2 separate regions of the Homo sapiens genome follow, and region 2 is linked to region 1. A link is an interaction called in ENCODE POLR2A ChIA-PET data of the cell type or tissue named here. Cell type or tissue: OCI-LY7. All regions are shown on one strand. Each heading gives the region's core, and the rest is flanking DNA. Links, peaks and the distances in the headings are about the cores only. Region 1 overlaps TIMP2 (TIMP metallopeptidase inhibitor 2). Region 2 overlaps LINC02078 (long intergenic non-protein coding RNA 2078).

The links. ChIA-PET counts read pairs that join two places held together with the same protein. Peaks named below come from ENCODE experiments on the same cell type or tissue, not always from the same donor. Only the 100,000 strongest peaks of a DNase experiment are listed, where the experiment ranks them.
Region 2: POLR2A ChIA-PET joins it to region 1 with 6 read pairs; 2 of 35 experiments call an interaction of 5 or more read pairs at or near these places.

Annotation. Positions count from the first base shown.
Region 1 is chr17:78,915,848-78,918,746 of GRCh38, reverse strand. The region is part of intron 1 of TIMP2 (TIMP metallopeptidase inhibitor 2); the gene reads left to right. Among named protein-coding and RNA genes, the nearest start is that of TIMP2, 8.1 kb to the left of the region's middle. RefSeq lists enhancers at 1-44, 1,495-2,190, 2,191-2,886. In OCI-LY7, for the core only: no CTCF peak of the experiment used is centred there; no DNase peak of the experiment used is centred there.
Region 2 is chr17:79,711,453-79,714,351 of GRCh38, reverse strand. LINC02078 (long intergenic non-protein coding RNA 2078) reads right to left here. Exons shown (of 2, transcript NR_109783.1): 2 at 2,035-2,899. It also overlaps the pseudogene LOC124904133. Among named protein-coding and RNA genes, the nearest start is that of LINC02078, 5.6 kb to the right of the region's middle. RefSeq lists an enhancer at 2,664-2,899. In OCI-LY7, for the core only: no CTCF peak of the experiment used is centred there; a DNase peak (open chromatin) is centred at 1,811; H3K27ac peaks cover 1,206 bases.

The DNA.
Region 1 (2,899 bases), core at 246-2,745:
GATTACAGATGTGAGCCACGGTGCCCGGCCTATATATACTTTTTTAATGAATATCTGATATTGTGAGTGCTTGGCCAAGGTTTTGTTTTTGTTGCCCGTGGGTCTGAACAGAAAGTGTGGAGGCTGACCACCTCAGTGTCGGGGGGTGGAGTAAGCAGGCAGATGAGCTGCCCTGAGATTGCTGGGAGGAGGGAAGGCGGGCAGACCCAGACTTCCCAATGGAGAGATGGTCAGGAGCATGGATGTCTCAGAGTGGCAGGCAGGATGAAGCTGGTGTCCCCAGGACCTCCCAGGGCCCACCTGCCTGGACCCCTGCAGCCTGTGCCCTGACGCCCTGGTGCCCTCGTGCATTTGCTGGGACGTGGCTGTGCAGCGGCAGAGGGAAGGGCACAGAGACCCCGCCCCGATGATTCCCACCTTACAACTGAGGGCTGAGCTACTCCCCAGTCAGCCAGGTCAGACTGGAGCCCAGGGAAAGCTTCCGGAGCCCCAGCAAGTCAGGTTGAGAGTGTGTTTACGCTAAGAAGCAAATTGAGGAACAGTCTTTATAAAAGAGGGGTCCTAACCCAGAGTGTGTGAACACCCAGCCAGAGATAGGCCTGGCGGGTTTGGGGGTGGTCACAAGCCCGGAAACTGTAAGTGAAGTTGTGTGTGTGTGTGTGTGTGTGTGTGTGTGTGTGTTTGTGTGTGCACGCGTACGTGTTTTTTTTGTGGACAGTGGCAGCCGCCAACTTCTCAAAGGTGCCTGTGGCCCTCCAAACGTCAAGTCACTGCCATTTAAAAGGAGTCTTTTTATAGGTTTCGAGTCTTCTGTTTCTTGTGAGTATCTGCCTAGTCTCGGAGCTGAGCGATGGTAACGATCTTGCCTTTCTCTCCTCTTCCACCCTCATTCTGCACTCGGCCGCCCTGGGCAGCCAGGATCCGCTCAGACACTACCACCACGAGGGGAGTCCGAGGCAGACCTGTAACCAGCTCTGGGGAAAGGATGCCATCAGTGTCCTTTGGCCTCCTAGCTGGTCTCAGGGATGGCTCCAAAGACCTGGGAGGTTCTGTGGTTGTCTTCCATGGGGAAGACGTCCTTGGTAGACGGCAGCTGCTCTTTGATCTCAAACTCTGATCACAGCTGGACCACACATGGCCTGAGGGAACTCCAGACCTCACCAGTTAGGAAGGGCCTGGTGTCTATGTCTTAGATACCTGCTTCTTACAGAATTTATTCACTTAAGTGTTTTTATATTTTGTTTTACAATAGAATTTGGGTGCCTACCGTACACAGAAATACTATGGCAAGTGTGTCAAGGAATTATTTAGTTTTCTGAGACGGAGTTTTGCTCTGTCGCCCAGGCTGGAATGCAGTGGTGCGATCTTGGCTCACTGCAACCTCCGCCTCCCGGGTTCAAGCAATTCTCCTGCCTCAGCCTCCCGAGTAGCTGGGATTACAGGTGTGTGCTGCCATGCCCAGCTAATTTTTGTATTTTTTTTTTTTTTTTTTTTTGAGACGGAGTCTCGCTCTGTCGCCCAGGCTGGAGTGCAGTGGCGGGATCTCGGCTCACTGCAAGCTCCGCCTCCTGGGTTCACGCCATTCTCCTGCCTCAGCCTCCCAAGTAGCTGGGACTACAGGCGCCCGCCACTACGCCCGGCTAATTTTTTGTATTTTTAGTAGAGACGGGGTTTCACCCTGTCGGCCAGGCTGGTCTCAAACTCCAAAGCCATGGTGCCCATCTTCAAGGAAGTGAGCGCAGGAATGCGAAGATCATCTTGCAGGCTGCACCTCTTGCTAGAGACTCTTACCGAGGTTAGGACACTGTTGAGATTGTGGGCCCTGAGGGGTGGATCTTATCAGAGCTAAGATAAGCCCCGAGGAAAGGTCCTGGGGTGGGTATGGGGAGCCCAGGGTGGCTGTGGTAGAGAGTGTACCACAGGGGGACAGAGTCATTAGAACAAAGTATGGCCAGGCTTGAGCCCAGGTGGAGCAGCAAAGCCTGGAGGCCCGGCAGTGGGACCTGGCAGTGGGACTCCGGGGAAGGCTTTATGGCCCCTGCACTGGGGGAGAGGGGGCAGACAGGAGGGGGATGACACTGAGGAGGAAGGTGGTGTTGAGAGGCTCGCAGTTACCAGGGGAGCAGAGCTCCCACCTGCACTGGGGAAGACCCAGGAGATGGAAGGCAGGCCCTGAGCGGGGCCATGGGTCGCGGGCAGACACAGGAGATGCCTCTGGAGCTTGACCCAGTGCCTGGGAGCCAGATGCCCTCTAACCTGGTCAGGAGCTCAGGCGGGTAGAGGTCTCTGTTGAGTTCTGCTGGAATCTGGTGACCAGAAAGTCTCGGCGAGAGGGATTTGAGCTAGAACTTCAGCAGACAGTGGAAATTGTGTAACGGGGCCTTGGAGGGAACAGGAAACGGAGCATTGAGGGGGAAGGGAGCCAGCAGTAGCGAGGGGAACTGACATTCATAGCAAACAGGGTGAGCGGGGGTCAAATGCTGGCCCCAGATTGAGTCCAGCAGAGCGATCCGGGACAGGTGGCCTCTCTCTGCCCCCACTTCCACACCTCCAAAAAGGAGAGGCGAATTTCCTGCCTCCCAGGAAGCTCTCGGAGCTAGTGGGGGACACCAGCTCTTTCTGCATCAAACCCTGGCTCTCCCTGTCTTTGTGTTCTTGTTCCTCCCCACCCCGCCCTGAGGGAGGCCTGGGAGCAGCCAGGGAGGTGAATCATGACATGGTGATAATGACTATGGCAACAATAACAGCTGGCAGAGGTGCCAAGGGCTTGGAGGTATGTTCTTGCTCTTCACTAGTGTCAACCCATTTCCTTCCCTATCCTCATCCCCATTGTACAGACGATCCAACGGAGGCACAGGCCCACTAAGGAACCTGCTCAGGGTTAGCTGGCTAGGAAATA
Region 2 (2,899 bases), core at 301-2,800, 800 kb before region 1:
CGGGGACTCTGACCATGGTTGTGGACTCTCCCTAGAAAATATGCACACATAGCAATTTGCTGACCTGTCCTGGGAGCTCAAGGGAGGCCCAAGGCAGTGGGGCTGGGGGGCAGGGAGCAGAGAGGCAGGGCCGGGGCCAGGGGAAAGAGGAGAGGAGAGAGCACGGGGGTCCTGTCCCCTTGAGGCTGCCGTGCAGGGGCTGGCTGCATTCTGAGGCTGGAGGAACAGCTCTGCCTTGCAGAGAATTAGCACAGCCTGCCTGTCCGGCCGCTTCACTGTGGGTTGGCTCCCGTGCCATTGAGGATGGCGAAGGGGGAGGAAGGGTGGTGATGAGGGAGGGAGGGTCCTGATGTACCACCTGCTCCCAGATGGCCAAGGTGACCCTCCCCAGCGTCCCCGAGCTTCGCAGGCATGTAGGGGAGCCTCGGAGGGCACATCCGTTTGCTGTTTCTGCTGTTACACGTGACCACAAACTTAGCGGTTTAAAACAATGCAAATGTATTTATTTTTCCTCTTTTTTCCCCATGTAAGACAGGTAACGTGCCACTGTTCTAAAGACGTTTCACGTCCCACGCAAGAGTGTGAAAACCCCCTCATCACACATATCAGCCACAGAAGGATCAAAACAATGCCAATTTATTATTTTAGAGTTCTGGGGGTCAGAAGTCCCATGGGGCCGCGCTGGGCTAAAGCCAGGGTGTCAGCAGGGCTGGCTTCTTCTGGAGGCTGGGGGCAGATCCGTCTCCTGGCCTTTCCCGGCTTCTGAAGGCCACCGCGTTCTGGGCCTCAGTCCCAGGCTGGGGCGTCACCACACCCTCTGCTTTCGAGCCACGTCTGCTCTGACCCCCGCCTCTCTCTCACAGGGGCCCTTGTAATGCCATTGGGTTCACCTGCATGATCCTGGGGAGTCTCCCATCGCAGGACCCTCGGTCACACTGGCAATGTCCCTTTTGCCATGAAAAGTCACCCATTCACAGTCCCGGGATTAGGATGTGGGCCTTTTGGGGGGCACCATTCTGCCCACTGTGGAGGGTGTGTGGGAGCGACCAGACCTCAGGGGGGCTGTCATATTGACCTCATCCCCAGCACAAAGTCCAGGAGGGCTGGCGTGAGGTGTCCAGGATGCTGGAGCTTGGTGGGGGCTGCACAGGGACTCTGCTCAGGCACCCAGCCCCAGCGTGAGGGGCCCATGGCTGTGGGCGCAGCAGCCACAAGGGAGAAGCAATGGCCCCCTCGACTTTCCTTCCCTAAACTCGGATCCCCTGAAACAGAGAGGTGAGGCTCAGGGGTGAAGGGCAAGCAACTTCTGCAATAAGATTTCCATGATGCCTGATCATGTCTGTAAGAGAAAGGTTATGTCTTTCTTCATTTTTGTTTATTTTTTGAGACAGAGTCTTGCTCTGTCACCCAGGCTGGAGTGCAGTGGCTTGATCATAGCTCACTGCAGCCTCAACTTCCCAGCCTCAGGCAATCCTCTCTCCTAGGTCTCCCAAGTAGCTGGGACTACAGGCATGTGTCTTGGGAGGCAAATTTTTTTTTTTTTTTTAAGAGACGAGGGTCTCACCATGTTGCCCAGGCTGGTCTCGATCTCCTGGCCTCAAGCAATCCTCCTGCCTTGATATCCCAAAGTGCTGGGATTACAGGCATGAGCCACCATGCCTAGTCTCTTTTCAAAAAAAAAATTTTTTTTTTTTTTGAGTCACAGTTTCACTCTTGTTGCCCAGGCTGGAGTGCAATGGCACGGTCTTGATTCACTGCAACCTCCGCCTTCCGGGTTCAAGCAATTCTCCTGCTTCAGCCTCCTGAGTAGCCGGGATTATAGGCACCTGCCACCACATCCGGCTTATTTTGCATTTATTTTTATTTTTAGTAGAGATGTGGTTTTACCATGTTGGCCAGGCTGATCTTGAACTCCTGATCTCAGGTGATCTGCTCACCTCGGCCTCCCAAAGTGCTGGGATTACAGGCGTGAGCCACCGTGTCTGGCCTCAAAATTTTTTAATGTAAGTTTTCAAATAAACTCACACACGTGATCAGTGATCACCACACATACTTTATCGATAATCGCCACACTTGTTTCATGCATTGCTGTTGTCTTTCTCTTTGCTTTTCCCCTGTGGCTGAAGCACTTTCCATCCTGTAGCAAAAACGTTCTGAAATTTTCTTCCTATGAACTTCAGGTTGCAAGGCGCCAAGTACGGGAAACTCTGGAACACACTTGCGGTTCCCTTAGGGCAATGTTCAAATTAACAGTCATTCCTTGGCACCCGCTCAGGCCCCATCCAGAATCACATTCCCCTGATTGTTTGCTTACGTCCATCAGATGGAACACACAGGTTCCTAACAAGGCCCAAAGTTTAAGTTTTGTGGTGGCGCCTCTTGAACCTCTCTTACTCTAGATCAGGCGCCGCCCCCGACCCCCATTGCTCCTCCCACCACTTGTGATTTGTTGCAGAAACCAGATCAGCTGTCCTGCAAATGTGTGGCCTATCGCGCTGCTGTTTGCCTCTCTGTGGTGTCGCCTCGCCCCGTGTCTCCTGCAAATGGAAGCTGTGCCGCAGAAACGCCCTTAGATTCAGGCTCATCTTTCTTTGCCAGAAGCCTTCGTGGGCAGAGCTGTGAGAGCCACATGGAAGCACCTGTAATGCTAAGTGTGCCCTGTGGGTCCAGGTGGCCATCGCCCGGACCCACCCTCTGATGCTAAGTGTGCCCCGTGGGTCCAGGTGGCCATCGCCCGGGCCCACCCTGAGATGCTAAGTGTGCCCCGTGGGTCCAGGTGGCCACAGCCTGGGCCCACCCTGTGATGCTAAGTGTGCCCCGTGGGTCCAGGTGGTCATAGCCCGGATCCACCCTGTGATGCCCTAGTTTTGTCATTACTGATCTCATCCATGACCCTTGC